Linked DNA regions of Mus musculus: all the other regions are linked to region 6. A link is a loop called in an ENCODE intact Hi-C map of the cell type or tissue named here. Cell type or tissue: left cerebral cortex. All regions are shown on one strand. Each heading gives the region's core, and the rest is flanking DNA. Links, peaks and the distances in the headings are about the cores only. Region 1 overlaps Phgdh (3-phosphoglycerate dehydrogenase). Region 2 holds the start of Notch2 (notch 2). Region 3 overlaps Notch2 (notch 2). Region 4 overlaps Notch2 (notch 2). Region 5 holds the start of Reg4 (regenerating islet-derived family, member 4). Region 6 holds the start of Gm5544 (predicted gene 5544).

What was found. Peaks named below come from ENCODE experiments on the same cell type or tissue, not always from the same donor. Only the 100,000 strongest peaks of a DNase experiment are listed, where the experiment ranks them.
Region 1: a loop joins it to region 6, with 5 times the contacts of the local background. A loop is called at or near these places in 23 of 42 quality-filtered maps.
Region 2: a loop joins it to region 6, with 3 times the contacts of the local background. A loop is called at or near these places in 18 of 42 quality-filtered maps.
Region 3: a loop joins it to region 6, with 2.2 times the contacts of the local background. A loop is called at or near these places in 13 of 42 quality-filtered maps.
Region 4: it touches region 6 in a loop (2.5-fold over the local background); 13 of 42 quality-filtered maps call a loop at or near these places.
Region 5: a loop joins it to region 6, with 8 times the contacts of the local background. A loop is called at or near these places in 25 of 42 quality-filtered maps.

What each region holds. Positions count from the first base shown.
Region 1 is chr3:98,310,731-98,315,970 of GRCm38, reverse strand. It overlaps Phgdh (3-phosphoglycerate dehydrogenase), which reads left to right. Exons shown (of 12, transcript NM_016966.3): 10 at 776-906; 11 at 1,566-1,803; 12 at 2,514-2,800. The coding sequence ends at 2,668. Hmgcs2 (3-hydroxy-3-methylglutaryl-Coenzyme A synthase 2) reads right to left here. Exons shown (of 10, transcript NM_008256.4): 10 at 5,233-5,240. Among named protein-coding and RNA genes, the nearest start is that of Phgdh, 27 kb to the left of the region's middle. In left cerebral cortex, for the core only: CTCF peaks have their summits at 2,849 (motif pointing right) and 3,896 (motif pointing right); DNase peaks (open chromatin) are centred at 623 and 2,865.
Region 2 is chr3:98,010,599-98,015,838 of GRCm38, reverse strand. Notch2 (notch 2) reads right to left here and starts at 2,301. Exons shown (of 34, transcript NM_010928.2): 1 at 2,068-2,301. The coding sequence starts at 2,140. In left cerebral cortex, for the core only: no CTCF peak of the experiment used is centred there; DNase peaks (open chromatin) are centred at 1,708, 1,981 and 2,403; H3K4me3 peaks cover 1,717 bases; H3K27ac peaks cover 841 bases.
Region 3 is chr3:98,112,869-98,118,108 of GRCm38, reverse strand. It overlaps Notch2 (notch 2), which reads right to left. Exons shown (of 34, transcript NM_010928.2): 14 at 4,954-5,099; 15 at 2,764-2,877; 16 at 1,289-1,408; 17 at 764-916. Among named protein-coding and RNA genes, the nearest start is that of Adam30, 45 kb to the left of the region's middle. In left cerebral cortex, for the core only: no CTCF peak of the experiment used is centred there; a DNase peak (open chromatin) is centred at 3,012.
Region 4 is chr3:98,103,130-98,108,369 of GRCm38, reverse strand. It overlaps Notch2 (notch 2), which reads right to left. Exons shown (of 34, transcript NM_010928.2): 11 at 3,788-4,021; 12 at 1,213-1,323. Among named protein-coding and RNA genes, the nearest start is that of Adam30, 55 kb to the left of the region's middle. In left cerebral cortex, for the core only: no CTCF peak of the experiment used is centred there; DNase peaks (open chromatin) are centred at 1,565 and 3,031; H3K27ac peaks cover 650 bases.
Region 5 is chr3:98,221,546-98,226,785 of GRCm38, reverse strand. It overlaps Reg4 (regenerating islet-derived family, member 4), which reads right to left and starts at 4,630. Exons shown (of 6, transcript NM_026328.2): 1 at 4,584-4,630; 2 at 1,946-2,129. The coding sequence starts at 2,012. In left cerebral cortex, for the core only: a CTCF peak has its summit at 2,359 (motif pointing right); DNase peaks (open chromatin) are centred at 1,994, 2,360 and 2,853.
Region 6 is chr3:97,926,188-97,931,427 of GRCm38, reverse strand. Gm5544 (predicted gene 5544) reads right to left here and starts at 1,255. Exons shown (of 2, transcript NM_001033779.2): 1 at 1,078-1,255. In left cerebral cortex, for the core only: a CTCF peak has its summit at 2,307 (motif pointing left); a DNase peak (open chromatin) is centred at 2,309.

The DNA.
Region 1 (5,240 bases), core at 421-4,420, 380 kb before region 6:
GGGATTTGAACTCAGGACCTCTGGAAGAGCAGTCAGTGCTCCTAACCACTGAACCCTGTCACCAGCCCAACCAGATAGTTTCATGTTAAAAGACATTGGGATCTGTAGAGAGATTTTAAATTATGCAACAAAATTGTTTGGGTCTGATTATGAACCTGTAGTTGCATGCAACTCTGCTTTCTTCTTGGTAGTGGGTCCACCATTCTGCAGATGGAGTCCGGTGGTCCCTTCTTCCTGTACAAGGCTGTCTTACCCTGTCACCTATTTGGCACCTGACTCTTGGGGAGAAAATGTGAAGTTGGGCAGGACAGTTAAATCCCAAACACTGGAATTACCAGGGACAGGCACAGCCAGGGGTACCATGTCCACTGGCCTGAGTACCCAGACCCTGAAGAAGCATGCCAGGGGGCTGAGGGCATGCAGTTACTTCAGTGTTTGCAAGGGTCTCGAGTTCCAGCCACTGGTGGCATCACAAGTTTTCAAGTATCTTCTGGGAAGACAGGCAGGCCATGGAGGCCTGCCATGAGTTGGACTGCATTTTGGAGGGGAGTGCCTCCAATTGGTTAAAGCTTCTTAGGTTTCTGGCCTTGGAACCAGATCTGTCCCAGCTGGCTTTCAGCACTTGGAAGCAGTCGCAGTGCCCAGTGCAGGGTGCAGTTGGGGTTCCCAGGCCAACAAGGGCCTTGTAGCTGAGGGTTAAGTGCCTGTGGCTCCCTTCCCCCTCCTGTGGTACCCAGTAAACAATGATCTTCAGGGCAACCTTCTGTGTCCCCAGGAACATCTCTGAAGAATGCTGGGACCTGCCTGAGCCCTGCAGTCATTGTCGGCCTTCTGAGAGAAGCATCTAAGCAGGCAGACGTGAACTTGGTGAACGCTAAGCTACTGGTGAAAGAGGCTGGCCTCAATGTGCGCCCCGTCGTTACTCTGAGCACTGCTCTGCCATCCCTTTTTTTTTTTTTTTTTTTTTTAAATTTGTTTCTTTGAGACATTCTCACAGAACCCAGGTTGTCCTTGAACTCCTGATCCTCCTGCTATTAACTCCCCAGTGCCAGGATTATAGGCACATGCCCCTGAGCCTCGCTTCACCCCTCATCTTAGAAGCCTGTTCACAGTTTCACTTGGGCTTGCTTCTTGCCATTCACCCTGTCTACTGATGAGAGCTAGTCTTAATTACTTCATCTGTAAAGGGAAAAAGCATATGTCTGAGCATTTCGAAGTGAGCTCATACTCACAAAAATACTGTATGTATAGTGCAAAAATGCTCTGAAGCAGGCAGGGGTGGGGGGGTCCTTCCTCCCTTTATGGGGCATATTGACTGTCCCAATAAGCTAATGTCTGGGGGCATAATGCTCATGCCATTTGTCCCTAGCCCCAAATCACCGAACTAGTGAGCCAGGACTGAACTGGTGGGCCAGGCTAGATCTCTCTCTCTCTTTCTCTCTCTCTCTCTCTCTCTCTCTCTCTCTCACACACACACACACACACACACACAGAGAGAGAGAGAGAGAGAAAGAGAGAGAGATACACATGGGTAATTAGGCTGTGTCTCTGTCTTCTCTCTACAGGTCACCACCTCCCACAACCCTGGGGTTCCAGGGGAGCAGGGTAGCGGGGAATGCCTCCTGACTGTGGCCCTGGCAGGTGCTCCCTACCAAGCCGTGGGCTTGGTCCAGGGCACCACACCAATGCTGCAGATGCTCAACGGAGCTGTCTTCAGACCAGAGGTGCCACTACGCAGGGGCCAACCCCTGCTCGTATTCCGGGCTCAGCCCTCCGACCCTGGGATGCTGCCCACTATGATTGGTGAGAAGGCTTTTTGTCAGGGAGGCTGGCCAGGCTTCTGAAGTAGAGATGGGGGGGGGGGGGGGGAATCCCTAGAATTGGGCCCTGGCCCTGGAGAGATGCTTCCTCTGGGCCTTTTTCTGCCTCAGGCATGTCTATATGTCCCTCACAGAGGGTTCCTGAACTGTTTCTACAGCGGGGAAGTGGCTTATCTGAGATCACAGCGGTATGGGCAGAGTGCCTGCTACTATCCCCGGCCATGGCACAAGTTTGCCATGTACACACACAGTCTGTGTCCCAGGAGTCCTTTATGGACTGCCTTTCTATAGATCCTAGTGGCCAGCTTAGCCACAGCAAAGTGTGTCAGAGTACCTCTTCTGTGGTGTGGCCCCAGTCTCCCCTGAGACCTGGGCTGCCGAAGGTTCTGGGTCTTGGCAGAGGGTGTGTCCCCAGACTTTGGGAGGTAGGGGGAGTCATCTTATCCCACTTGTCAGCTGCCCAGAGGGAGGTTCTCTGCTTCTCCTGCTGTCCTCCCTCCACCTCACCTGATGCTCAGGCAGTGCTGAGAGAGTCCCGTAGCAGAAGAAATTCACCTGTCCTGCCATTTAAGCTCCCTCCCCCTCCTTCCCTCTCCATCCCCCATGCATCGTTGGCCATGGAAGCCTGCTCTGGGCCCTGCCCTCTCACCCCTTCCCTCAACCTAACCAGGGCTTTCCTTTCCTTCCTCCCAGGCCTCCTGGCAGAGGCGGGTGTACAGCTGCTGTCCTACCAAACCTCCATGGTGTCTGACGGAGAGCCCTGGCACGTCATGGGCCTGTCCTCCCTGCTGCCCAGCCTGGAAACATGGAAGCAGCATGTATTGGAGGCTTTCCAGTTCTGCTTCTGACCCTGGGGTTCAGCACTCTCAGCCCCACAGGCTCTTCTGAAGAAACCCGCTCAACTGTGACCTATAGGGAGAGGGGATCGCAGAACCAGGGCATCTGCCTGAACTAATACCTAGTAAAGAATTCTTAACTCCACATGGTGTCTGTGTGATCATTATCCAGAAAGGCCAGCAGAGGGCGCCCACAGGCCGCCTCTCTAGGTTTTGGCAGCTGACCAGCAGGGTATATAGAGGAAGGTTAGGGTCTTCTGGATGTGGCTAAACACACAGGTCATATGCTGCAGCGGTGTAGAGATTCCGGGTCTGGGGAGGAGGAAGTAGTTTGAAGGTCATGTGGGAGAGTATGGGGGCATTTCTTTGCAGTAGTGGCCCTTGGCCAATCACAACCTCCCACAAACTGAAAAGGCAGAATTCACGACCACCACCCCCTCCCCCATTGGAAGATCTCAAACCTGAGGTATCACTCATTCTAAGGAATGCCCTCCAGTTAGCTGCACTTGATCTAGAGCTAGTTTTATAACTGAATAATGACTTGCTTTTGAAGAATTCAAAGTGGCTACCTCCTGCACCTGCTGAGGTCCAGCCTCAGCATGAGGAGAGTCCTGAGAAAGCTGGGAATGGGGACGGTGCTGATTCAATAATGACTCCGAGTCAGTATTAGATGCAAGCTGCTGGTTCAGGTACTCTCTCTGTTCCCTGACGATTCTCAGTACTCTTTATTCTTCAACTTCAGCTTAATTGTAATACCCAGAGAGAGACTGAAGACAGCCTTTTATTTACTAAGGCTACATCCTCAAGGCTTTGGTCACTGTTAATAATTATCAAGAATTCTTAGATTTACATCAACTCTGAGTCTGGATCAATAGTCCCAGCCCCCATTTCCTTAGAGCAGAACTGAGCACAAAGCAAGCACACATTTCCTTATAGGTTTACACAGCCTGTTCTTCACAGGTAGCTGGGCAGAGCTCTTCCAAGTTTCATTACAGCAGACAGTAGTCTTTAGTAACTGCTTCCATGTAAGAATAGAAAAGTGACAAACTACTAAAATTAAAATGATTCCTTACAAAGTTTTGAATTTATGTAAGTAGAAAAATTAAACAGTGCTCTCTAATATCCTTCCAGGCATTGTCATCTCCAATTCTTCAATCAGCTAGAAAAACAACACTAACTTTTTATATGCTTCCACATCATCTCTTAATTCTCTAATCTTCATTTCCTTTTATAAAAAGATTTATGACACCAGAAGAGGGCATCGGACCCCATTACAAATGGTTGTGAGCCACTATGTGGTTTCTGGGAATTGAACTCAGGACCTCTGGAAGAGCGGTCAGTGCTCTTAACCACTGAGCCATCTCTCCAGGCCCCTAGTCTCCATTTCCTTATCCTAGCAATTCCATAGCCTCATGTACTCTCCTTCTAACACTATTTATTCCTAAATTATGTATAAATTCCTACTTTTTCTATCCATACCCTTTTTTTCCTGATTTCACTCTAACTCTCTATCCTTGAAGTCTCCAAGTTCATCCTGGCTAATCAATGCAGCAGTCATTGAACTGGAGAGTACGTGTTCTTCTTCATGATTCCAAATTCAAGGCCAAGTCTGGCAATGAACCACTTCTACAAAGGACCATATAGGCTTTTATGGCCTCTGTGGTTATATTGTCTAGATCCTTTCCCATGGCCCTAAAGGCCAAGTGGAGGGCCTGTTCCTCGCCCTCCATAACCTCATGACCATCTCCATTCCTCATTACTGAGTACTGCATCTATTTCATTTACTATGCCATGATTAGCTCTGAGTAATGGGGGGAAGTCTATTCTTCAGAGAGAAAGACTGAAAGTGAGTAGTAAAGACAGAAGATCAACTTTGGGCAACAGCAACCATCAGCACATGTTGGAGGGCATGGGATTAATGGCCTGGTGATGCTCCAGGGTCAGGAATTGTGTCACACCTTCCCTTACACAGCTATGCCAGACCCAGCACCAGCAGTCTTGTGGGCATGGCTAAAGACTATAAAGATTCTCCTAGGGGATCTTCTAGGGAAGAAGTCATTTGAGCAGAGGATGTTGGTGTCTGGGGAATCACTTTGGGTTGACTTTATGAAGTGAAGAAAGGTGTTTGCCCCCAATCAGTGCCATTTCTGATATTCTACCTTGTGACATCCAATCCCTGAAACTTGTAGAGTGGAGTTTCACTCTCAAGTATATCGGCAGTGAGTCGGGGTAAATGTTGGAATGGCATTATAGAACTGGCCTTAAATGCTAACTCCTGGACAGTCAGTTTGAATGAAGAGTATCCCAGAGTAGCCAAAGGAAAACCTCCTCAGGCCTTATATAAAGGCTGATGAGGAAAAGAGCAAGAGACGTGTGTGTGTGTGTGTGTGTGTGTGTGTGTGTGTGTGTCTGTGTGTGTCTGTGTGTGTCTGTGTGTGTGTGTGTGTGTGTGTGTGTGTGTGTGTGTGATGGCGTGAGGGTGGTTAGGTACTGACAGCCAGTGTGTTCTGCTTATGAGTTGAGGTTTGTCCTTCAGCTGCTGTGTGGTGACAACAATCATTCACTCAGCCAGCACCTTGACACA
Region 2 (5,240 bases), core at 473-4,472, 85 kb before region 6:
GTCCAGAGAATTGTTCAGAAGCTCACACAGATGGGTTGACAGCTCCTTGCCTTAGGAACCAGTGATGTTCAAATTAACAACTGGCCACGAGCCAAACACGGGAACACTCAAAACTTAGGGAGGGAGAGTTATAATTGGTACCTTGGCAAATACACCATAATAGATTAGGAAGCTTCCCTGCTAGACCCTGGGAAGATTTAAGATTTGCAACAACAACTAGCTCTTTAATCTCTTTCATGAGAATAGTTTAGCATCTAAAGAACACCTGTCCAAAACCCAAAATGCCTACATTTGAGCTGGACTGACACTCAGTGTGACGCCCCAACCGATATCGGTGACAGCGAGGGCCTGCATTAGCAGAAGTGGGGGCATCAGTTCAGCGCACTGGGGTTCAACATGGGAGAAAGCCCGTGTGCCAGCCTCATCCCATCTCTGTTGCCAGCGTTAGCACTTGTGAGTCACTTTACGTACTAGTCCCCGAAGTACTCAAGAGAAAAATAGTTAGGCTTTGAATCCTATTCCATATGGGAAAAGACACAGGTCATGAAGACTAAAGTTACTTTACTATGTAAAACAAGTCGTGGGGGACCAAGCACTTTCATCCTCAGAAAAAAAACCACACTAATCATACAGCTCTTTACACTAAGTCTACACTGAGGGCTAACAGCTTCACTCAAAGAAAAGGGGCAAGGCAAGAATGCCATCGTTGAGTTTTGAGGAAAACTTTCGGGAACCATTCAATCCTGAATTCAATCCTGGTCCACTTCTGAAAACCTACAGACCCAGCAATGTATGACATTCTAATTTTCCAGAAAGTATCTGGTTGATGCTGGACAGCCCAGCACTGTTTGCAGGTGATAAATAATCGAGTCTTCCTCAAAGCATCTGCGATTGGCATGTCAGCTGCCTGTTACAATGAACAAAGACCATACTTTTCTGAAACTCATCCCTTCTCTGAGGAAATGTACTAGAGTTTTTCTGGTAAAAGTTAATTGTTCTTGAGTAAAGGGGGACCCTACCAGTTCAACAAACCAGTACAAGACATAGCCCCACTGGAAGCACAGACTTCAAACCAGTACAAGACATAGCCCCACTGGAAGCACAGACTTCAAACCAGTACAAGACATAGCCCCACTGGAAGCACAGACTTCGAACCAGTACAAGACATAGCCCCACTGGAAGCACAGACTTCAAACCAGTACAAGACATAGCCCCATTGGAAGCACAGACCAAACCGCTGCTCCTGCCCTGAAACAACTTTTCTGAACATCTTTTAAGTGCTACGGGTTTAATATACATTCTTTTAATTAATCCTATTAGCTGGGTAATTTCATCCCCATTTTATTGGTGAGTTAATACAGAAGATTTGAATCCAGGATTACAGAGCTGGACTCCAAAGCCGAAGTTCTTTCCATACAACATTCCAAAGAAATGTAAAATCTAAAGATGTGGGTGGAGTGGGTAAAATATGATCCGATTTCCTTTCCTGGCTCCCACCAAGTTAGCGAGGGGGCACGGAATATCCCACCATAACAAGCCTTTCTAAGCAAGCACTTCGGATCAAGCAACGTCTCCACTTTTCCTCGCCTGCCCCTGCCCCACCCCCAACGGTGCCAAAAGAGCAGCAAGCTGCTGCCAGGTTGGAGGAGTTGGGGATCGTCACACCACATTCCTGGGGCTGGACGCACACTGGAACCGCAGCAGAGCTCCGCGCCTCGGAAAGAATAACAGCAGTTGAGATTTTCAATCATGTGGCTCAGCACGCTGCCACACCAGTTCCCCCACTGCTGCCTCCACCTATCCAAGACCTAAGCCCCACGCCCAACTCCTCCTCCGGACAAACCGACCGATCCGGGTGTCAAAAGCTGGGAACGCCGCAAGCCCCCGCCGCCCTCCCGACCACACTCGCACCTCGGCCCGCGAGCTGCTCGCCCGAGACCCCGCTAACGCGGAACCCGGGACGCTACGCGTTGCCAAGACTCGAGGCCCGGACGAGGCAGTTTGGAAGACGCAGTCCCCGTAGCGCAGAGACAGAGAGGGATGGTCTCCCGGGCGCCCGGTACTCACCGTGCGCGGGGCCCGCGCCGCACAGCCAGAGCCACAGCAGCGCCCGCAGCGCGGCGGGACGCAGAGCGGGCATCTTCGGGGCCGCAGCCAGAGCAGATCCGCATGGGGAGCGGGTCCCGACCAGGAGCCCGGCTCTCGCGTGCTCTACCCTGCCCCCGCGGCTCGCTGAGTCCTGGAGCTCCCGCTGCGCCGCCCCTGCACTCCGCGCAGCCAGGCCGCCGCCCGAAGTTTGGCTGAAAGTTTCTGGCTGCGCCGCGCGGCTGGGCGGCCCGCGTGTCCTTCCGCCTCGGCCTCCTCCCACCGCGAGGCTCCGCCCCCGTCGCCGCCGCGCGCCCAGGGGTTTCCCGCAGAAAGAAGCGCCGGTCCTCTGCGCGCGGAGGGATCTGAGTGAGCAGCACCCCGTACTCCGCCCGCTCGACCGCCGAGCCCGCCCATGAGCTCGGAAAGGGGGGCGGCTGAAGCGCCCAACATCAAACACTAGGGTTTACCCGGGTCCTGAACTTGTAGAGAGAGGCAGACCTCATGCCCCACACACCCACCCACACACTTCTTGGCTGGTTAGAGGAATGAGGGAGAGCAAAAACGAGACTGTCAACGGAAGGCAGAGGGCAAAGGCGCCAAAGTACTCTTAAGAGGACATTCCTTAAGATGCTCTGGGCATTTCGTTCATTCATCCGTCCATCCACCCACCCATCCTTGGTTCTTTTAGTGAACTTCGTGTAGCAAGGTGCTTGGGACACTGGAATCGTCCGCTCTAGGGTCTAGAAGAATTTAGGGGAGGCTTTCAAGAGACAGCAGGAGCTTGAAACTCTAGTCAAAGGTGTAGAAAATAGAAAGAAGAACCAGGAATACTCTTTATAACCTATTAATAGCTGCGAGTGAAGAGTAACCTAAATGCCCCACCCTTAGGGACTAGATGAATAATGCATAATTATAAGTGCAATACAATTGAAAATACCATCTTCATATACGTCAGCCGTAAAACCAAAATGATGATGAAAACACGAATCGCAGAGCGAGACTCTAAGAATGCCATTTACATATAAATGTTTCCAAACAACACTGAACATTGTATGGACGTTTGTGTGCATAGTTTTTAAAAGATAAAGCTATTACACTAACAATTTCCAAAGTGGGAGAGTGGAGGGTGTGATCTGTCTTAGGAATAAATGCATTTGTAGAACGAAATTGGCAACTACGAGGAATTGCATAAGTAACACAGGACTGTTTGTATTTCTGTCTTGACTACACGGGGAAGTCTTTATGGCCCAGGATCATGGCCTTCATCACTAGTGCCTATCAATTAGTAGATGGTGACCTAGAATGCAGAATACCGTTCAGCAAGTGCAAATGGGTGTGAACATTAAAACTGCAGTTTAATAAGCACTATAGAGTCTGAGGAAATGGATCAGCGGGAAAGAGTGCTTGCTGTGCAAGCACGGGGACCTGAGTTCAAATCTCCAACACTCACAGTGAAAGCCAGGTTTGACTATGCACATGCCTCAAACAGCTGTAGGGAGTAGAGTTAAATGAATCTCTGGGGCTAATTAGCAGGTAGCCCAGTTCCAGGTTCAGTAAGAGATCCCCCCCCCCCCAACCAGGGAATAAGTTAGAGAGTAATAGAACAGGATATCTGATGTCCTCTGACCTCCACACACATGAATATATACATACACATATACAGCATATATCATACATATATACCATATATCACACACATACAGCATATGTCACACACATATACCTTATACCAAACACAAATAATAATATACCACATACACATATACATTACCTTGGGAAAGAGAAGCTAGTACTTACTGCAAACGGTCACATTGGGACCCTAGAAGCTCTTTTCAAAAAGTAGCATAATTGAGGACTAGAGAGATAGCTCAGTGGTTGCTGTTCTTGTAGAGAACCTGGGTTCAATCCCCAGCACCCACATCCCACATGGTGCTTCACGTCTATCCGCAACTCCAGTTCCAAGGGATCCACTTCCCTCTCCTGGGCTCCACAGGCACCAGGCATGCACATGATGGACAGAGATACACGCAGGCAAAGCTCCCATACACATAAAATAAAACCAAATTTAAATTTAAAAATAGTATAGTTAGTGAAAATCACTAGGCAATTTCTGCTTGTGCCATGTGTTTAAAGAAGAGTAATAACATTAACTTTCATTTGTTCACCCATGGTGTTACCAGTCTAATCTCTACTCACGTAAGAGGGTAAATCGTGAGTTGCCGATACAAACTTTAAATTGACCTACAAAGATCAGATTTCTCACAACCAACATGCATACAAAAGAGAGTAAAGGTGCTCACCCCTGAGGCACAGCTCCAGAAGTGGCTGTAGCTGTGTTCCTCAGGGTGACAGCTTTAAAGACAATAACCTTCAGGGCTGGGGAAACAGTCCAGTGGGTTTAACCCGAGCTTGCTCTCCCCTACCATAACAGGCAGAGGGGTGGGGAAAATGGTTTAGCAGTTAAAAGCTAAGTCTGCTCTTCCAGAGAACCAGAGTTTGGTTCCCAGCACCCATGTCAAGTGGCCCGTGACCTCGTATAACTCCAGTTCCAGGAGATCTAATAGTTCTGGCTTCACAGGCACCCACATATATGTGCACAATGCCCACCATACACAGAGACAGACAGACAGACACACACATACAAAATCTTGACCAAGAAAAAAAAAAAAAGCCAAAGCCAAGTATTAAGGAGGCAGAGACTAGCTGGCCCTTGGAGCTTGTTGGCAACCAATCTAACATAATTGATGAACTCTAGACCAATGAGAGACCTTGTCTCAAAAGAGATGGCAGTCCAGATAATAATACCCAACTTTAACTTCTGGCTTCTATACACATGCACATATATGTATGCATACCCGCAGATACATCTGTGTGTGTGTGTGTGTGTGTGTATGTACACGTGTGCATGTTCCTGTGTACATTAAAGAATAGAAAGTATTACATGATGTGAAACTTCTGTTGAATTGTTGGAGTGTTAAACTCACTGTGTGTGTGTTCTAGTAAGCACTAGATAAATAATGCAGAAATATTATAAATAAAAGAAAGAATAAGAAGGTGCTCATAAAAAGCGTTATAATCCAGTCAAGAGTGTTACAGGTTCAGCCTGGAATTCGTCAGGGAATGTAAAGTGAATTACATATTCTAGCTAGCCA
Region 3 (5,240 bases), core at 614-4,613, 190 kb before region 6:
CTATGAGGGTCAGCACCATGTCACAAGAACAACTAAAATTCATTGCACAGTCAGCATTCAGATGCATTGAAAGAATTGCATCAAGTTACCTTCGGCCTACTCATGCACGGTACATATGAAAGCATGAACACACCTCATGCTCCCACTTGGGTCACATCCCTAAGATGTGAATACTCTAAAACCAAAAGGCCTGGAACGGGTGAGTGTCCTTCAGGGCTGAGCATGCTCAATGTGCACAACCAGAGTGGAGACCACTCAGCAATAAGACGGAAGACCCTAGTGGTGATATGGACATGAACCAGCCTGAAATATTACTGACAAGAGCATGCCTATATAGATGCATCTATATAAAGTATTAATTTATCTATGGTGGCAGAGGCTGGTCTGTGCTGGCGTGAGACAAGGAAGTAGAACAGGTAAAGCTACGAAGCGACTTTTAGAGGAACATTCATGATGGTTGATGGTTTTCTCTATCATTTTGCCAAAATTGGATGAATTCTACCAGGTATTAAAATACTTGTAGCTTTTGTCTGTTTACTGCCTTTCAAAAATCTATGTTCTCACAAAGCTACCACAGCACTGTCCGTAGTTTGTCAGCATTTAAGATGCTGTAGAGAGATGCTCAAGACAGATTCTACTATTTTGATTTCTAAAGACAGTAGCTTCAGAAGGAAGACTTAAAGATCCTGGAGTGTGGGACATCGATGTCAGTGTAGGGAACGTGGCCCTCTCTCTCTGGGACCCTGAGGGCAGGTGTACTCACTGGCAAGGCAATCATTGATGTCCTCTTCACAGTCCATCCCACTGAAGCCGGGAGGACACTCACACACGTAGCTGCCCTGAGTGTTGTGGCAGACACCATTGTTCATACACGGCTTGGAGATACACTCATCAACGTCAACTGTACATCGTTTACCTATGAAGACAGGAGAATGAACAGCCAGTCCTTGGAAGAAAATTCCCATAGAAATCAAGGCAGGGTGTAAGCTTAGGTGGGTGTGAGTTTCAGTCCACTGTGAGCTTAGGGTGTTTTGGTGCAGGAGGCCACCTGATTGGTCCGATGCAGGAGGTCCTTCGGAAACTCCTCCCAACTGCTACTCACAGCTTGAAACACTTGGGTTGGAGGGTCTCAGCTACTTGAGGACTATAAAGATGGAATCTGAGAAGGTGTTATGAGCCCTTCCAGCTAGTCGCTCCCTACAGAGATTACAGGTGTCAGCATGGTCTCCCATGTCATCTGAGGGCCGATGGCTTTGTTTAAAGTGCAGGATGCATCCAGCATCATTACCTTGCCAGCCAGGAGCACACAAGCAGCTGAAGCTCTCAAAATTGGGTGCCTCTTTACAAACAGCAGCATTCTCACACGGGTTTGGGGAACAGGGAGCCAACACTGTTTGACAGTTCTTGCCTGGAAAACAAATGACAGTCTGTGATAAAGAATCAACCGAGGAAAAGATGGCGTCCCAAGACTGCAAACACAGGTGTGCTCAGAATCCCAGGCTACAGCAGCAACTGAGAGGTTCTAGCTTGGTGGTGCCATGACCCTTTAGTACAGTTAGTTCCTCATGCTGAGGTGACCCCAACCATAAAATTATTTCCATTGCTACTTTGTAACTGTGATTTTGCTACTGTTATGAGTCCTAATGTAAATATCTGATGTGCAGGGTATCTGATATGCACATAACCACACCTGCTCCTTCCAATATTGGCCCACTGCAGCTAATCTGGTGACCGTGGGCAGCTCATTTATCTCCCTGAGACTTCCCTAGCCTGTCCTCAGGGAGGATTTCTGCGGACTAAGTGGGAAGCACACTCTAAGTCCTGTCTAGCACCTAGTGAACTCAGTCTCTCTGCTGGCTGCTTCCTCCCCTGCTATCACTGGGGCCGGCTCTATACCTGCATCTCTGTTGCCAGGCAATCTCTACTGCTATCACCAGGTGCTAACAGCTGCCTGCTAGTGGGTGCTTCCTGCCTTAGAATACTGAATTCACACTTAGAGAAAAATTAAAATTAAAAATGATTCCACTAAAAAAAGGATCAAGGTATGTTTTAAAACACATTAGTTTTTGAGAAGGTGAATTGCAGACTCAATGCTCCAGTTCTTAGGATTGGTGGCAAATGCTTTTACTTACTGAGGAAGTTTACAGGATATTGAGTTGTTTCTAAAGTCAAGTGACAACAAAGTCAACTTTAACAGTCATCTTAAAACTTTGTATATAGAAAGAAAAACACATTACCATGAATTTTCTCAATAATTTTATGTTACAATGTCAAAAGGATAGATGCCTCTGGACCAAGTAGGCATCTGGTTCTAAATATCATACATAAATTTAAAACCCCAAAGAGTAAAACACAGGGCTGGGGGTGGAGGTCAGTCACAGAGCCCTTGAGGATGACCCACAATAGCATGGCTATGTCATCTAAAAGTTCACCCCAACATGGGTGGTGACTCAGGAGAGCTGCGCCCCTGAAGCTCACTGAACAACTTACAGGAGAGGAGGAAGGGGCAACTGCTGAGAGAAGAATAAGTAAAAAAATGAAAACAACAACAACAAAACAATACTAAGGAGATGCAAGGCCCTGGGATCAACCCCCAGCACCAGAAAAACCAACAAACAAAACCCCAAACACTAAAAAGCATAAAGGAAGGAAGCCTTGGAGACCACGAGTGACACCAAACTGAGTCCTCAGAGTATCGTCACTTACCCAAGTCACAGGGCACACCCCCCCCCCCCCAGCCATGCTGGCACCTGCAGTACCCACCTGTGTAAGGCAACATGCAGTGGCAAGTGTAGCCACTGACGTCATCAAAGCAGGTTCCTTGGTTCAGACACGGGTTGGAGGCACACTCATCTATATTCACCTGGCAGTTGTAGCCTGGAGGAGGAGGAGGAGGAGAAACACATACACACTCAAACTGTCAGCCTCAGTTACTCACCAGCTCTCCTGGTGGTTGTGAAAATTAGAAGTCACAGACTGACACTCATTTCTTTGGGTCATGGGAGCACCTGCTCATTCATTTTAGTTTGACGGTTGGCCAAAACTGTGAGGGAGGGCCTGACTCAGGCCTAACGCTCCTCCTTATGGAACTGGATTCTGCATAATGAACTGAGCACTCGCTATGCTGAAAAGCATGCTGCTCTACCTAAACATGCACCCTTTAAGAGAAGTCTCTGGTTCGTCAGAAAAAGGGCAAACTCATGAAGAAAAGCCCTGAAGTGCCTGCCCACTCTTCCACCGGTATAGTCTCTGCTATCAGTGAGCTAGGTTCCAAAGCCTTAAAAATAGTTCTCCTATTTCAAGGCAGAAAATTTATTCCCACTAAAAGATCAAAAAGAAAAAGAACAGAGTGGGACTAAGGCAAGACCAGAATCCACCTGTCTTTGCACCTCCAATGTGACCCAACAAGGACCATAAAGATGGCAAAGCCAGAGCACTGTTAGCAGAAGGGAGCAGGGAGATGGCGGGCTCAGAGGGGCTCATAGCTCACTGAACAAACGGGGTTTGATTGTATATTCTCATTTCCCATGAGATAAATGGTAAGTTACAGTGAGATTTTAAAAAATGGAGGGGAGGGGAGGGGGAGGGGAGGGGGAGAAGAGGGGAGGGGCAGGGGAGTAGAGAGGAGAGGAGAGGAAAGAAAAGAAAAGAGCTTTTGAATCTACAAGTTTCCTAGAAAATGTAATAACATTAGTATCTGATGTAGAGACTTTCTAAGTCTGTCTGGTGTCGTCTTGGGAAAAAAAATCTCCTTTCTCTGACATACTTAGCATGTGTCCTGGACAGTTATGTTACTGTGATACACACTAAAGCCATCTGACAGATGGAACCTCAATAAATAAATGTGGGCAAGCCTACAGAGCACTTCTTAATTAGTGATTGATGACAGAGGGCCCAGTCATTATAGGTGGTGCCATCCCTGGGCTGGTGGTCCTGGGGTCTCTAAAAAGGCCGAAGAAAGGCCGAGGAAGCCATGGGAGGCAAGGCAGGACTCTCCATGGCCTCTGCATCAGTTCCTGCCCCTGGGTTCCTGCCCTGTTTGAGTTCCGGTCCTGACTTCGTTCAATGATGAACAGTGATGTGGAAGTGTAAGCTAAATAAACCCTTTCCTCCCCAGCTTGCTTTTGGTCATGGTGTTTTATCTGTTTAGGATTTTTTAGGGGTAGGACAGAGTGAGGATTCTTACAAATAAATAACAAGCTACTTGAAGGATGTCATTGTGTCTCTCTCCAGTTATCCTCCTGCACACAACTGAGGGTGACTTAATGCAATCTGTTAGAGTAATACTGTACAAGAAATAGAGCGTCACGACCTTGCACTTCATGCTGATATTCAAAAAGTTCCCGATTTTGGAAGACTCCATGTTTGGAGTTAGGGATACTCAACCTGCAATCAAAATGAGTAGTTCTAAAAGATGCCAAAGTGTCAAACAGCCCAACTCGGGGAAAACTGACTGTAAAATATTGTTGAGACATGTTCCTCTACTATGTATTTTCCCAAAAGAGCACAGGAAACTGAGTGTCCAGAATAGCTCATGTGTGAGGATTTGCTGGAAAGGTCCTGAGCATAGCACAGGGCTCGATCCAGTAAGTACAACACTCTCATCTCACTTCTGAGAAGCTTATTATAGAATCAAGCCTTGGCCAGGAAGCTTACAATTACACAAACACTGGAACTTAGGTTGTCAGGCAGCACGCACTTTTACCCACACGCCCCTAAGTCGAGTCTTAACTGTTTAAGTATTATTGTCCCAACAATTTACCTCTCTGCTAAGCTGAAAGTAGAAAGATATCTACTCTTGTTTTTATTCCCCACATATCTCAGACATACTAACTGCTCAGCATGGTACTGTATTAGTAAACTACAACAAAAAGAAATGGAAACCAAGATGTGGAGGGGTGTACCACAAGGGAAGACAAACAGCGGGTATAACAAGCCGAGACTTCACTTCACCTTTGAACCCCTTCTTGCAGGTACACCTGTAGCCATTCACCAGGTTATTGCACGTTCCTCCATTCTGGCATGGGTTAGAAAGACACTCATTTTTGTCCACCTCACAGTTGACACCAACCCAGCCTGCATCGCAGAGGCACTTATAGCTGCAAGAAGAGAGAGGTGTGACTATGTGGTCCAAAGGTACAACTGAGTCATAAGAGACACATAAGAGATAGGTGAAAGCCAGTTTCACCTTTCCTTTTGTCTGGTATTTTGAGGACAGAGTCTCACTCTGTTGCCCAGGC
Region 4 (5,240 bases), core at 589-4,588, 180 kb before region 6:
ACATCACCCTGCGTCTCTCGCTCTCTGCCCTCTCCTCAGTACCACAGGAACAGTAGCATCTATCCCAACTAAGTGAGGTGAGACAGCATCTTTGGTTCCTAGCTCAGAATAAGCCGTTCATACAAATTGGGCATTTTCTTCCTGTTACACTTAACAGGTCTGTGTATTTAGTCAGCTCCCACGTATTTGAGAGAACAGTTTTCAGGATGCCCAAATTCATCGGGCTACCTCAGTGGGTCAGGGCATGAAACCTTCACCACACTGGCGTCTCAGTCACCAGGAAGAACTGAGATCCACCAAAGCCACAAAAGTTCCTGACATGTCATACCGCTGGCATAGAGGAACTGGGTACCTAGCACTCTCTTCACCTGGCTCTGACTGTCCTTAGGCTCTGCCAAAAGCTCTGAAGTGGGCTACACACCTGGGGAGCAGATGACCATAGGGCAGTTACTAAAGGGTAATATTATATATGTCTGCACATGTGTGGTAATGTCCAGAAAAAGCAGAACACACAGTGTATCCTAACAATGGGACTGTCACCGATATGAGGTATCAGTGAGGGCCCAGGCTTCCTCTGGAGCCTCTACGATAATTTTTCCAGAAACATAAATGACAAAGTTAATGTTAACAAGGAAAAGGAAGAAGAGAGAATGTGTGGATTATACTTCACCTATGGGCACATGTGCAAACTCTCTAGAGGTTCATACCTAAGGAAGAGTCACAATGCAGAATAATTCTAATCTACTTTCTTTTCATGGGCAAAAAGATCTTGCTCACTGTAGACAAACTATGTGGTGGTCTCCTCAAGTTATGCCCTCCCCAAACAGGCTCCCGGGAGAGGCGAGACCCCAGGGTGAGCAGCCAGTGTTTCCATGCACGTTTACCTTGGACACAGCCTTACAGAAGGCACTGGCCTCTGCCTGTGGGGAAGCAAAGGTGGCTTTGCAGGCATTAACCCAAGCACGGGGATGGAAAGTTACCATCTGCTAGGAAGTCTCAGGGAGCAAGACACGCGTGGCCTGAAACGCTAAAGGAAAGGCTGTGTTTCCACTTAGGAAGGTCTGGAACAGAAAGAGAAGTACAGAGCAGACTGCAAACCTTCCAGAGACGATGAGAAACAGGAAACAGGTGAAAAAGTGATTTTCACTGAGGGACCCCTTTCCCAGCTTGATGGGGCTAAAGGAGGCCCCCTCCAAAGACAAGGAGTGTTACCTGTGAATCCCGGAGAGCACACACAGCTGTAGCGATTGATGCCGTCCACACAGACTCCGTGCATACAAGGGTTGCTGGCACAGTCATCAAAATTAATTTCACAATTAAGGCCTGTAAAGAGACCCAGAGAAATGATTCTGTGTTACCACAGGAATGTCAGCACTTCCGCCTGTGGTGCTACTCAGTCAGAAGTCTGTAGGGGATCCAGGCCATCCGATCAGAACAAAGCGACGCATCGCCAAGTACAGTCCACAGAAGCCAGAACTGAGAAGCCAAGAGGACTGGATTACTCATACTTAGCCATGATTTGTCCCTTCTACTCTGTTGTCATGGAAACGGTACAAAGGCAATATAGGCAAAACTGTCAGCATCTCTGCCAGGATCCAGGCTGCAGGCCCCAACCAGATGGACACATATCTACATACCCACAGCCAAACAAACACATGCCCGCTTCATGGCTTTGGTGAGGACAATAAAATCTGTCACTGTGTAACTTGTTAACTCTCAGCCCTCAGGTTGAGAGAGCATCACAGCCAGGAGGAGCAGCCATGGCCTGAACCATGAACTGAAACAGCGGCAGCCTACCGTTCTAGAATCCCATTTTAACTAAAACAAAACAAACAAAACAAGAAAACATACTGCAATCATTAAAGTGCATCTAAGCAAGCTATGTGGGGTCCATAGACTGTTTTGTGGTATAAAAAGTGTAAAAGTAAAATCTCATGTAAGAATACAGATAAAGCTCCTAGACCAAATGTCACCATTTGAGTCACTCACCAACCGTCCTATCTGTAAGTGATCAGACATTTGTTAATAATTACCACCTCTATGCTAGCTCCAGAATGTCATGCAGCCCTCCTATGTCGCTGAGGCTAACCACAATGACCATTAATGAGAGACAAGCTTCCATATTCCTGTATGCAGGGGTGGGCCTTTTAGCCTCCGGCCCCCAGTCCATGAAGTCCTAGCATGCCAGTACAGCTCCAGACCCTGAGGTCCTGGTTCAGCTGAGCTGCCCACAAGCGTCTACACTGGCAGAGCAGCCCTCTGGGGCCTCAGGTCTGCAGCTCTCCTCTGACAAGGTCTGGGGTTCTACTGTTTCTTAGAGCCCGAGGAGACTTCTATGCTGTTGCTGAATTGGCTGCTTTTCTGTTTTCTCTTCCTTATGCTAGATCAAGCCATTTTAGGTGACTTGAAACTCAAGAGAACTAATTATTCCAAGAGTTTATCATTATAAAGGACAGATGAGAGAAGACCCTAACAGTGAGCGTGTCTCTCCCTTTGAGCACCCAGACAGTGGAAACCACAGGAACGGTGAGCAAGCTATGATGATTCCTTCCTTCCAAACATCAAACTACCAACAGAGACTGCATGATACCTGGATCGATCAGAAATCGTGACTCCGTGACAGTCTATCCACACTGTCCCCTAAATGGACTTTCCAGCCAGGCCGGCAGCACCTGCCAGCTCCTTTCTACTGAACACAGACCAGCAAGTCTGTATGTTGCCTGCAGCTCTTTGCTCTAACTCTTCAAACAGCTGCAGCAATGGGTCTGGCCTCTCTCTGCATGCTGCCTGCTGCAAACCATGAATATTAACTTCTTGCCTCTGTCCCTGAAGGAAAGTATACCTGATACACTCTGGCACAAGGATATAATCCCAGAGGAAAATAAGTTCTTGCCAACCCACCACTCGCCAGGTTTCCAGCGTGTTTGTTACAATGAGGGAGACAGCAAGCCTAACACAGCCCCTCCATTCTAAAGGCCCCTATTCAACTGCTTGTAAATCTCTCACTTTTCCTTCGTACTGCAATTTCTCATGTCTGGGGACCAGCCCGGAAGCAAATTGCTTTTGGAAGGTTTCACAAAGCCCTATTCAGTCCTTTGAGGGAGTTATCTAAATGTGGGGAGGGGACCCACATTCTCAGCTGTGAAGGCATGGGATGTTTTTCGTATGCTTGAGCAATTCAAAAAGGACTTTGTTTTCAAACTTGGCATGTGTGAGGCCCTGGATGAAGACCAGGACCTTTGACAAGTTTGAAGAAATGGATTTGAAGTAACACAATGAAATCAGGGCAGCTCCCCACTCCCCTGCCTCTGCCCCCTCCATAGGCCGACTTCCTTAAGTCCAGGATGAGCCCCTACAAATCACCCCGTGTATCCAGTAGGCCCTCTGCTCCGCAAGGCTCACACTGGTTAATCTTCCACTCAGACATTTCCCTTTGATCTCTCACAGTATCCCTCTGTCTCCAGCTAAAGCTGTGTCCAAGATCGTTCCTCTCACAGGTAAAATGGAATTCTGGGAAATCTGGGAAATGTAGCTGCCCAGTGAACTAGCTCCAGAACTCCTAATAGGACAGAGCAGGCCCTCGTCTAGCAAGCAGCCTCCCTCTAGGCTCAGGTGGCCTGTGAGGAGCCTGAGGCATTTGACTTCGAAACTACCAAGGTCTTACCTTTGCCTGAAATTCCTGAGGCCCCACCAGACACAGAGCAGGAAGAAAGCTGTCACTTTTAGCTGACAATGCCAAAGAGCAGGCCCTGGATGGAGGGACTGAGAGAAGGAGGGACTGTCCTACCTGATGTGCCTGGTTGGCAGTTGCACTGGTAACCATTCACCAGGTCAATGCAGCGCCCATCGTTCAAGCAAGGGCTGCTGTAGCATTCATCAATCTGGTCACTACAGATGGCTCCCATGTACCCAGGGTTGCAGATGCAGGTGTAGGAGTCGATCCCATCCTGGCACTGGCCATGGTGGCAAGGATCTGGGTCACAGTTGTCGATGTTCTCATCACACAATATGCCAGTGAAACCTGCAGAAAGAATTTTAGTGAGGAGCCTTTGAAACCAGGGAGCACGCTGAGTCTACACCCAAAGGCGGCCTGCCCAGCCGCCCTGCATGCCCCACGTCTGGAGCAATCTTCACAGGTGGCTTTGAGCAGTGGCCTTGCCTGTCTGATTTATAATTCGAGCTTGGGGACCCCGTGCTCACAGATTCTTGGAGGAGTCTGCAGAACGGATATGCCCCTGTGCCTGAGCCTGGGGTCTGCTGCTCTCTTCTCAGTGTGCTTGCTTCCTGGCCTGCAGGGAAGGAAGGCACTCCACACTTCCTCCTTGCATGCTGCCTCTGAGCAGCTCTCCTCCCAGCACACAGGCACTGACTATGACTTCACATATTCCGTCTTACAGATCTGAGTCTGGAGAACAGAGTCTCAGAGCCCGTCCAAGAGTGTTATGCTACTAATTTCTAAATAGGTATTCATTAAATAAAATGAATGATCCACTTGTGACTCTCTGAAAGACAATGAGAGAAGTAAGCATCCCACAACTGAGGTGTAACTTGATCCATGTCCCACCTCTTCCTAAAAAGGGTCCAAGGAGGTCTTTCCTCCCTTTTATTGTTTAAACTTATTTTTTAAATTATTATTTTTCAAATGGGTGGTGTGGGTGTGTACATGTTGAAGTCAGGGGACAACTTTTGGGAGTAGGTTCCCTCCTTGCTCCCCGAGGTCTGGGAGTCGAATTCATGTTTTTAGGGGTGTGCGGCAGGTGTTAGTACCCACTGAGCACCTCAGCACCCTCCTGTCCCTTAAACATGAGATCTAGGACTTAAACCTCACTGCTGTGAAGTCACGCTCCACAGAAGCAGGCTAGAAACGTCTGGAGCATCTCCAACAGGAGGCAACGTTCCTACGAGGAAAAGGCAGCTCAGCAGAGTCCACACCTACAACAGACATCAGCTCTGCACCACTATGGGAACAGAGTGTGCTTTCCTGAGACCTGAGAGAAATCAGAGGCACAAGGCCTACATGCTAAAAACCTGTTTCTAACTTATGCTCTGACATTACTCATGACTTTGAGAGTCTGCCTGCCTATATGTATGCATGCGAACTCTGTGTGTGTGTGTGTGTGTGTGTGTGTGTGTGTGTGTGATGCCCACAGAGGCCACAAGAGGGTGTCAGATTCCCTGAGACTGGAGTTACAGATGGTTGGAACCTGCTATGTGGGTGCTGAGAACCAAGCCCAGGTCCT
Region 5 (5,240 bases), core at 805-4,804, 300 kb before region 6:
GTTGCCTGGAGAGCTGGTGGGATAATGCATACCTAATGCAAACACAGTGGTTAGCACGCCGCCTAGCACAAAATAATTGCTAAATAAATGACAGCTGGTTAGAACTATAGCTTTCTTGTGTGATACTGGGGACTGGTCTGGTGCATGGTGGGAAAGTCCTGCCACAGAGCTGTAGATCTACAGGCTAGCCCTAGGCTTCTTTTCTTTTCCTTTTCCTTTCCTTTTCTTTTCTTTTCTCTTCTTTTCTCTTTTAAACCTGAAGCAGAGCCTGTTTAAGCTTCCAAGACTGGCCTTGAACTCTGTGTCGCCCAGGCAGGTCAGGGCTCTGAGGTCATGCTGCACTGTTCTCCTGAGTAGCCAAAATTCCAGACATGCAGAACCAGACTCAGCTAGAATTGTAGCTGTGAGAAACCAGCACCATTGTTATGATAACAAGGTGGAGTATTTCTGAAAAATATTAGCCAGTGCAGTTTTCATTGTGTCTAAATGTCTCTCTGTTTCTCTTCATTGAGCCCCACAGGCCAGGGCAAGGAGCCATTGCTCAGACAACAGAGCTATGATGTTGGCCATCAGCCTCCGTTGAAAGAAAAAAAATCAGTTTCTAAGCTCTCCACATCTACTTTAAATGCAAGATTAGACTTTTTTTTTCCACAAGCTTTTGTGCAAATATATATATATGGGATCTGTCCTAAGCACAGTTCTCATGAATGCAGCAATAAACAAAAAGGTTTTCTACAGCTGGGAGGAAGATCTGTCTGGAAAAGAGCCATGGAAGGACCCGTGCTATATGTTTTGGCTCTAGTCTCCTCCTGGGGAGAGACCCAAGGAGATTAGTGAAGTCCTGGGAAGAGGTTGGGAAGTCTTATCTCATTCTCCAGAAGATAGCCAGGGTCAGTGTCAAGCTCTTAAAGGAAGCCAGAGGTCAGGGCAGCCCCCAAGGAGCATACAGACACGGCTGTAAGGCAGCAGGGACTGGGGACAGTTTCCAGTGTTCTCTGCATTCTTGCAGGGTGCAGGGGCAGTGGCTGAATTCCCTGGGTCCTGAGAAATCAGACACAGAGAGCTGGTAGCTGAGACAAGTGTGGAGTCAGGGGCAGAGTATCATACAAGGCCACGTGGAGGGTAGGCCACGGCAAAAACACAGCCTTCAACCGATGCCCCAAAAGCTCCACCTCTCCCCACACTTCCTTGCATTCATTCATCCCCTTGGCAAAGTCCATTCGAGAACTTCTAGGCCTCAGCAGATCTTTTTAGTGGCCTCTTCCCTCGACAGAACTAATGCTCAAACAAGCAACTCTTGTTTCTCAGAGGTCCTGCCTCCTCCAACTCCCAGTGAGGTTGTGGGGTACTGTGGGAGATGACCAAGCTAGGAGCTGGGCATCAGTGTGACTTTTGTCATTCTCAGATTCAACGGAGCATTTATATCAGAGGACCCCACATTGCATCTCTTTCCATCCCGGATAGTCCGTGGTGGTTCTCCTCAACACACTCAAACCTTCTTCATCCTCCTTTCTCTGCTGCAGATTCCACAGTGTCCCTGGCACGCTCCCTGTCCTTGTGCTATGAGTGTACAATAGTCATCTCTCTAACTAGCTTTGCAGGTCCCTGGTAAACAGGACTTTGTAATATGCTCAAACACGAGAACAGTGCATAAATGGTTGGACATTGTGATTATAGCTATGAGCTACAGACAGCCTGAGGCCTGTTGGCTTCTTGAAACAGGCTCTCTATCGCTCACAACAAACTCAAAATCTTTATTCTGCAACCCTTGACTTAAGGGTGGCTTCCAACCGTCTCAGACTGGCTCTTCTCTGACGGCCACCTGATTTTGCATTCTCATCTTGATATGCTTTCCTGGAATGCCTGGGCAGGTGAGTGGATGGCATACTATGTGCACTGTGTACTTACTACCTGTGGCTGCCTTCCAATAACTGACTGAACTTACCGCTCAGGACTTCGGGGCCAGCTACCCAGCTCAGCAGTAAGAGTAGCCGCACGCCTTTGGAAGCCATCTTCCTCTTTCGATGGAGATGATACTTCAATGCTTTGATTTCAAGGCCCTCAGAGCCCGTTCCAGTTTTTTTCTTTTCTTTTCTTCTCTTTTTTCTGGATTCTCCTAGACCTGCAATCTGGAGCAGTGAGAAAGATGCTGGGATTTAGCTACCACGTCAAAATACTGTCAGGTAGATTAGCATTTTACAATGAAGATAATCTCAAGTTTAATGTAGGGATTGCAGACATTGTGGAATTTTATTTTTCCCTGCAAGCCCTCTGGACCAATGCCAGAGTCCTAAGGACAGGGGCAGAAGTGTTGAGCAGTTCCTGAACTACCCAGAGTTCCCGAGTTGTCTCCAGGACAGTCAGCAGAGGGCGACCTGGGCACGTTTTCTCACAGGGGATACTAGGCCTCCTCAAGTCCAGTAAATGAAAGAAAGGGATTCCAACACTGGGATTTTTTTTTTTTTTTTTTAATGTTGAAGGTAAACAGATGGCTCCAATACAGTTACAGATAAGAAAGCATTGGGTTTAGAGGGACTGGGAGTCATTAGCTCATGTCACCAGCTCTGACTCTTAAACCTTGGTTACATCACTTAAAACAAAGAAAAGGAAAAAAAAAAAGAATCTTTGCTGGTCTCCTCTTTCATTATCAAAAAACTTATAAGTCATTAAAACATCAACACAGACCAGGAGATAAGAAGTGATTCATCTCCCAGAGACAAGCAGTTTGGGCAAGAGCCTGCAGAGCCTAGAGTCACCCTGCCTGGTACCAAGCCGGCTACAAAGAACGTTCTTGCAGCCAGGCTCTTTGCCTGCTTTCTCTTCTGTTTGGTGTGAACCCACGTGTTCTGCTGCGTTTGCAGAGGAAGGCCGCTGTCTCCTGGCAGGCTTGCCTGCTCACTCCTTCGTGGGAACTCAAGACTGCTGCCCTCCTACTCCATGATGCTAAAGTTTGTCAGAAAGTGCTTTTTACTCAGTTTGGTATTTAAAAAGACATTTTTGCCCCTATTTAAAAGCTACCAACAAAATGGAGCATAAGTGATATAATTTTTATCTACTTGTAAATTATATAAATAAAAATGATACACTTTTTAACATTTCGTTTGTGATTTATCAGTTCATAGCTTCGTACATTTTTCTACATGTTGGATTTTTTCTTTTTGATGATTTGTGAGACTGCTTTTTGTATATTTATACCTCCTAGTGAAGTTACTAACAGTGTATCTCAGTTCATATTTTCTCTCATTTATGATTTTTTTTCCACTCTGAAGGGGGACAAACAACAGCTGTAGGGGTTCAACATGACACCCAAAAGCTCCACTTCTGTTTGCTTCCTCGAAGTAGTCCCTGCCCCTTTGCCAAGTGCTGAGCTCTGGGCCTCGCTGGATCTCTTCACAGAAGTCATGTTCAGGTTTTTAAAATGCCTTTGTCCTATGCATGCTCTCCTTTATAATCTTTGGAATTTCTATGAGAAACATTAACCACCACTGTGGTATTAGGTTAGTGTAGTCACCCACACACCCTTCCATTCTTAATTATGCTTTCCTACAATTCTAAGCAATAGTTGTTTTCAAAAAACAAAACAAACAAAAAATCTCCAAAAAACAAAACTATGATAAATGAAGAATTCATTGAGTTCTTATTTAACAATGCTTTATGATAAAAGAATAATAATAAAATATCAAATAATTGATGGCTTAGGAGGGCCGATGTAACTAAAATGGAGACTTCTGGAAACTCTAATCTGCAGCCCTGTGAGCACTTTGGTCTGACATTCACAGAGGGGGCACCCCTTCTTTTTCTTTGCTTTTTTATTGTTTTTTAAATTATCATATGAACCTTGACTTATTTATTTATTTATTTTTGCTGAGGAGTTCTTTCAAATGTACCCTGGGATTTCAAAGTCCTTTGAAATGCCAATGGCGCGGCTCAACTATAGGCCTGACTGACTGGAGGAAGGAGGTCCGCATTTCTTCCCTTACTCTGAATGAGTCTTAAACATCTGGTGAGGCCCTAACATCTCGTTTGACCTCCACAATCAGACTGCACTGACAAGTGTCAGTAACAGAACCGCTTTAGGGTCAAACAAACTGACATCCATTGAGAGAGATTCTTCTGTGACGGTCCCTAAGTTTCACAGCGACCAGTTTCACACCACCACGGAACCCACTACTGCTGGACGCCAAAGCCAACTAACTCTCTTTCAACAGAGCAGCAAGAAAACACAGAACCCAGGGCTAAGCAAAGGGCTCAGAAGGTAAAGGGGCTTGCTGTGCAAGCCGGATGACTTACCTGAGTTCCATCCCTGGGACCCACGTGAAGATGAGCTCACAGTGCTCACAGTGCACTGACTCCACAAAGCTCGCCACGCACGCACGCACGCATGCACGCAAGGGTGCATCCCCGCACATCCATTAATAATGATGATTTTGTAAAAATTAACAATTTAAATCAAACATTACTGTAACAAACTCCCCAGCAGGAGCGATGACGCTGTGATTTGTCGTTTCTGACCCACTGGGTAGCTAGCAGAGAATAACAGGCGTTCACAGAAAGCCCCCTGTCCCTGCTACGGCGAAGATTACCTGATTGGAAGCAACACTCCGAGAACCCTGCCTTCTTCAGCTTGAGTGGGCCTACGTTAGAGTCCTGCAGCTCTTATACCTTCTTGTCTCAAGATGTAATCTGTTGAAGTCATGAAGCAATAGTGTTTACCAATAATTAACCTTATCTATAGTTAAAAAAAAAAAAAGCTGTTCAGGTGATAACTTTAAAATGGACACACATTGAGCTTTGTTAAAGCAAGAGCAGGACCCCTCCCTGTGAGCAAACAAAATCTTCTTTCATGTCCACGTTATTAAAATCCACAGTATCCTGTAGTCGGCAAACTGCCGTTTGCTGTCCATCTCTTCCCTTAATGGAGCCTGGTTCTGCTCTTCCTCTCGTTTTTATCTCTTCGTGTTGTAGATGACCTAACGTCCTTCCCTCTCTGGAACGACGTTAGATTTCTATCCTTGCAGAAAAGACTTGACTTTGGGTCACACCTGATGACCAAACAGGACTCTTGTCCCCAAAGTGCTCATTCCCACCTCCCAGCCTGCACCAAGGTCCTTGGAACCCTTCCGGTTGTCTTTATCCTATGGAACTGAAGGTACAGAAGTCATGTTTTAACACAGGCAAATGTGTCCAAGTAGCTTACACTGATAGAATAGTTAACAGCAAATTCTTTCTTAGACCATCAA
Region 6 (5,240 bases), core at 785-4,784:
AAGGGTGAGTCCCAGGCTACTAGGTAAGCTGGCATATAGCATATACTGGGGTGACAAGCACTACAGGAAGAATAGCTTTGGGGGAGTGAGTTGGCTAATAAGGTTTCAGAATTCCCAAGTGGGGTTCTGTGTGGAAACTGAATATATAGATGTGGAATTCTGGGGAAGCTACTATTGATATATAGATCTCATAGTGCTATGGGAGGGCTAGACTTCCCTTGAAGATATGAAGTAAAACGGCTGGTACAGTACAGGATCTCTAGCAGCAACACTGCAGGAGCTTATAAGGGAAGAGAAACTTGCAAAGGATGCGGATGAGCCATGGCTAAGGTGGAAAACAACAAAAACAAAGCAAAGCAAAGCAAAGCAGTGCATGGAAATCAAAGGAAAACAGTGAGTGCGTCAAGGCAGATGTGGTCATCAGCATCCAACGCTGCCCAGAGGAAAGATAAAGGCTGATGTGTTCGCTGGATTTCACCATCCAGGTAAGGTGGTGTCCTCACCATTCCTAGGGAAAGCGCTCTGAATCTGCTGTGAGGCAATGCCATTACAGAAGACAAGCGCCATTAGAAACAGCGAAAAAACACAGCTCATTAGCTCATCCGACTCCCTTTCACACTAACCCCAACTGGGGTGGAGGGGGTGTGGGTGAAAGGTAGCTATGAATAAACAAAGCCTGAGGAGAGCCAAAGAGAGTTGAGGTTAGGGATCGGGCGACTTATTCCATGCCCAGGAGAACATCAGCCAGCCCAGGAGAACATCAGCCAGCCAGTGACGGCCTATATGCTCTCTGGTGCCAGCATGAGGATGTTGGTTAGATTACGCCAAGAATGGGATGCAATTCTCAAGAACAGGAAGAGGTTTATCCGAAATGGAAAGAAAATTCTGACCTGGGGGTGGAGTGGAAACCAGGGCAGTATTTTTCAGAAGAGCAAACCCAGAAATGAACAGACAAGGGCAGAAGGAATCAAAGAGCTGCCTGATAGCCTTCCTATCCTGTCTCAAAACAGCCAGCAGAAAAACATCGCGCTCAAAATCGGCTCTTATGGTACTTATTAGGAGAGGGAAATTACTCACCCCTCGGGTCCTCTTGACATATGACGCTTCTCCCTGAACGTTTTTTCCCCTCAAACAGAGAGCAACTATTCTGAGAATAGATGAGAAAATTTATCTATAAAACAGGAAAAAAGCAGCCCATAGGGCCCCAGTGAAGATCAAATGACAGCATTTCTGTGAAAGTCAATTTTACACTACTGAGAACAGTTCGAATGTCTGTTGCTTATGTTACTCAAGGCGACTGATAAAAACACAAGAATATTTTTAAGTTAATTTCTCTGTAGGACAGAGATACCATTACAGCACCAGTATGTGCATATATGACTGGGAATTATCCTTTGGACTCAGGAGGCATCAGGGCTGAGCACCTCAATGTCCTACAAAAATTTTTAAATTTAAAAACTCAACCAGGCATGGGGCAGATGCTTTTAAAGCCAGCAATCAGAAGGCAGAGGCAGCCAGCCTGGTCTACATAGGGAGCCAGCCTGGTCTACATAAGGAGGTCCAGGATGGCCAGTGTTACCAAGTGAGACCCTGTCTCAGAAAACCCCAAATGAAATTAAAAACAAGCAGAACTAAGTGTTAAGTTATATCTAAAAAACTTGGGTAGGGCGTGGTGTTAGAGTGCTTGCCCGGGATACACAGAACCCTGGACTGGATCTCCAACACTGTGAAAAAAAAGTGGAACTGGGGTGTGGGGTGGGGCAGTGGTGCTGGGGTGTGGGGGTGGTGGTGGTGAGAAGCTAGAGCAGTCAGCTGGCTTGCTCAAGCCCAAGGACCTGAGTCTGAACCCCAGGATACGCTCATGTCAAAGCTGACCACACAAGCTTCTAATCGCAAGGCTGGGGAGACAGGCAGGCCGGTTACTAGGGCTTAAAGCCTGGCCAGTAAGACTGACTAAAACTCAGCCATTTAATATTTTCTTCTCAAGACAGCATCTCTCTGTGTAGCTGTCCTAGAAATCACTCTGTTCACCAGGCTGTCCTAGAACTCAGAAAGTATGTGTGCTACCATGCCCAGGTTTTGTTGTTGTTTGTTTGCTTGTTTTTAGTGTTTTTCCACAAGCATCCCTGGTACCCTTGGGGGCCAAAATGTGTCAGAGCCCATGGATCTGGAGTTACAGTTGTGATCTGCCGCGTGCATGCTGAGAATCTAGTCTTCTAGAAGATCAGCCAATACTCTCAACTGTCACTGTTCTCTACCCTAGAGTGGTTTCTCTGTTGAGGAAGCAGCAGACTTTGGAGTTTTGCTGCCCTCTGCTGGGAATACTCATGGTCTTTGATGTGAACCAGAACATCTGAGCACTTGCGACCAGACCCTTTCCTTATGGTAAAAAGCCAAAGGAGTAGATCTGCGGTGACTTGATGTTCTGCTGTGATGTGCAGATTTCTGAGAGGGCAAATAAACTAAAAAGCGTCTAAAAAAAAAAAAGACTAAGAGAACAACTGAAGAGGTTGTCCAGAGTCCGGAGGAAATAGGCAAGAATGCTCAGGCTACACAGATCTTTTTATTAAGTACTAGGATCAAAGTCAGAACCAAGTGGAGATGAGGGGCTATATCACCAGTGCTCAGTATATCAAGACAGCGTCTCACCATGTAGCCCTAGGCTGGGTTAGAATTCCAAATCTTGCTTTTACCTGCAGTGCTAGGCATGGGTCTCTGTGTCATGCTACAGTGCTCTTCTTGAACATTTGTAATAGCCAAGGTGATTCATTGTGTACATACGAATTGCTTCAAGTTTGTAAAGCTCATCAGCCAGGACTGCCTTTTAATCCTCAAAGAGTCCATGAATGGGAAGAGATTGTAATTCCCATTCCCCCGTGTGGAAACTGAGGCGCGTGGTACTATATAACTCACCTAAGGCCCTACTGCTGGAATGCTGAGCTAGAGCTAGAAGTCATGCCTTTTGGCTCACAGTTCTGTCTTTTTGGTTTTTTCTACCAGTTCACCTGCTGCATTTGTTAGAAGCAACATCTCTGTTGCAATTTCATACAAATCTCTATCCCACTCCAGTAATGTTCATTTTACAAAACCGTTCCAGACAAATAGATATGCAGGTGTACAACTGATTCTACTCCAATGGCCTCACCTATACAACCATCAAGAAACAAACTTCTCAGCATGCGGATTCAACCATCATAGTCCTGTGATAAGCCACTCTTATCAGGGAAACATATTTACATTATATGATATATTGGCCAAGGCATTTATCACTGGAGTCACCTTTTCAGATAAATAAGAATGGTTATATGACTTGTTGACATTGAAGTTCATTAAAGCAGCTCTACAATGTGAAGTCCCTGAGTGTGATGGTTCCCTGGAAGTCCCCTGACAGATCTGCCGGTTGCCTGGGTCGTTTTCCTCCTAATCTGTCCCATTCCTTCTCTATTTACCTTTCAATTGTTTCTGCTCCAAAAAACCAATTTAGCTTGCTAACCCTCCTCCAAAGTGCTCACTATACATTCACATCACTGGTATTTTGTTCTGGTTTCTTTCATGTGCTTCTACTCTGCTCTGATTATTTTAGTACCTTTCATTCAAAATTATTTCCCCCAAACTGTGCATATAACTTTATAATTCAGTGTGCTGACCCTGCAAACATGCCGAGTATGTCCCATGAACTAGTCATGGGACTGAGTGCCTGAGAAACAGTTGGTTTCCCCTGTAGGGATCGCACAGGGCATACATTTAAGGACACAAAGAAGTACACACCAACAGGTACTGAGTTGCTGAGCTCCATATGCTATAAATGTGAGCACGTTGCTGTGGAGGATGAAACTATAGTTCCTCCTAGGCCTGCAGGAACGAGTATGAGAATGTGAGCATGCTACATTCTGGTGACACTGGAGATAAGAACTTTAGCAGACTTAAAGGGAAAGACCAGGCATGAAGGCACATGTCACCCCAGCACTTGGGAGGAGCAGGCAAGAGGACCAGGAGTCAAGGTCTTCATCAAGAACAGAGGTGGAGGCCTTACTATGAGGTGGGCTGTATGAAACCAACTCAGAAACAAACAAACAAACAAAACCAACAGGATACGAAGAGGTTACAGCAAAGGAATTTAGTGAGGCAAGACACTGGGTAAATGCTTGGCTGCAAGCACCTGTGGTGTGACTGAAACAAAGTAAGTGTTCACGGTGCAGGTGCAGGGAGAGGAGTCCAGGGAAGCATGGCCACCAGGGTATGAGCTGGAGTATGTAATCTTTTACTCTACAGGAAATGAGGCACCGTAGTTAATCCTTTCAGAAGACTCTTGGCATCACAGCACTACTGGGAGACGTAGCCCACTGCCAGGGCCTATGCTAACGTCATCAAATGCTTAAACCAAGGCAAAACGTTGGGAAAGGAAGACATGGACAGGAAATGGTTGAAAGTTATGAAGAGGTCTGGTTAACAGTTGAGTTGGAAGCTGGCAAGCAAACGGGGTGTCAGAAGCAGCTCATGATCAGACAGTGTAGGGCGGGTAAAGGAAGCTGGCTAGGCTATCTTCAAGACCAATGTGGTAAACGCTTTAGAAATACTTAAGTTACTTATGGAACCCTAAAAACAGCCAACAAGCAGCAAAGTGGGGGTGCAGAGTCTCCAAACTCAAGTTTGAAGAAAAGAGAATTTGAGAATTACCAGAATATATGCAATAGCTGAAGCTCTCACTACGGAAAACCAGAGACATTTGTGTCTTGAGTTCTTGTACTGCACACATTTTTTTTTTTCTCTAAAGGGCTTCCTTAAAGATGAGCTTATGGAAATGCTAAGTAAAAAAGAGAGAAAACATTATAAAAACCAATCAAAAATAAAACCAGGGCTAAAATTAGTAACCGTAAAATGTGAATTTCAAAGCTCTCACAGAAGCATCAACAGCATTCTATCAATAAAAACAGCATTGAGAAATGGAAAAGGAGGGAGAGAAACTGAGGATGGACAAAGGGCACAGGAAACTGAGCAGTTATTCCTATTCTCTGTTTCTCTGTCTCTGTCTCTCTTTCTTTTCACTTTGTTAACTTCCTAGTGAATCAGATACCAAAAAAAAAAAAAATACTGAATTAATGCTGAGACTGGACTTAAAAATAGAGCAAGTGGGCTGGAGAGATGGCTCAGTGGTTAAGAGCACTGACTACTCTTCTAGAGGTCCTGAGTTCAACTCCCAGCAACCACATGGTGGCTCACAACCATCTGTAATGGGATCC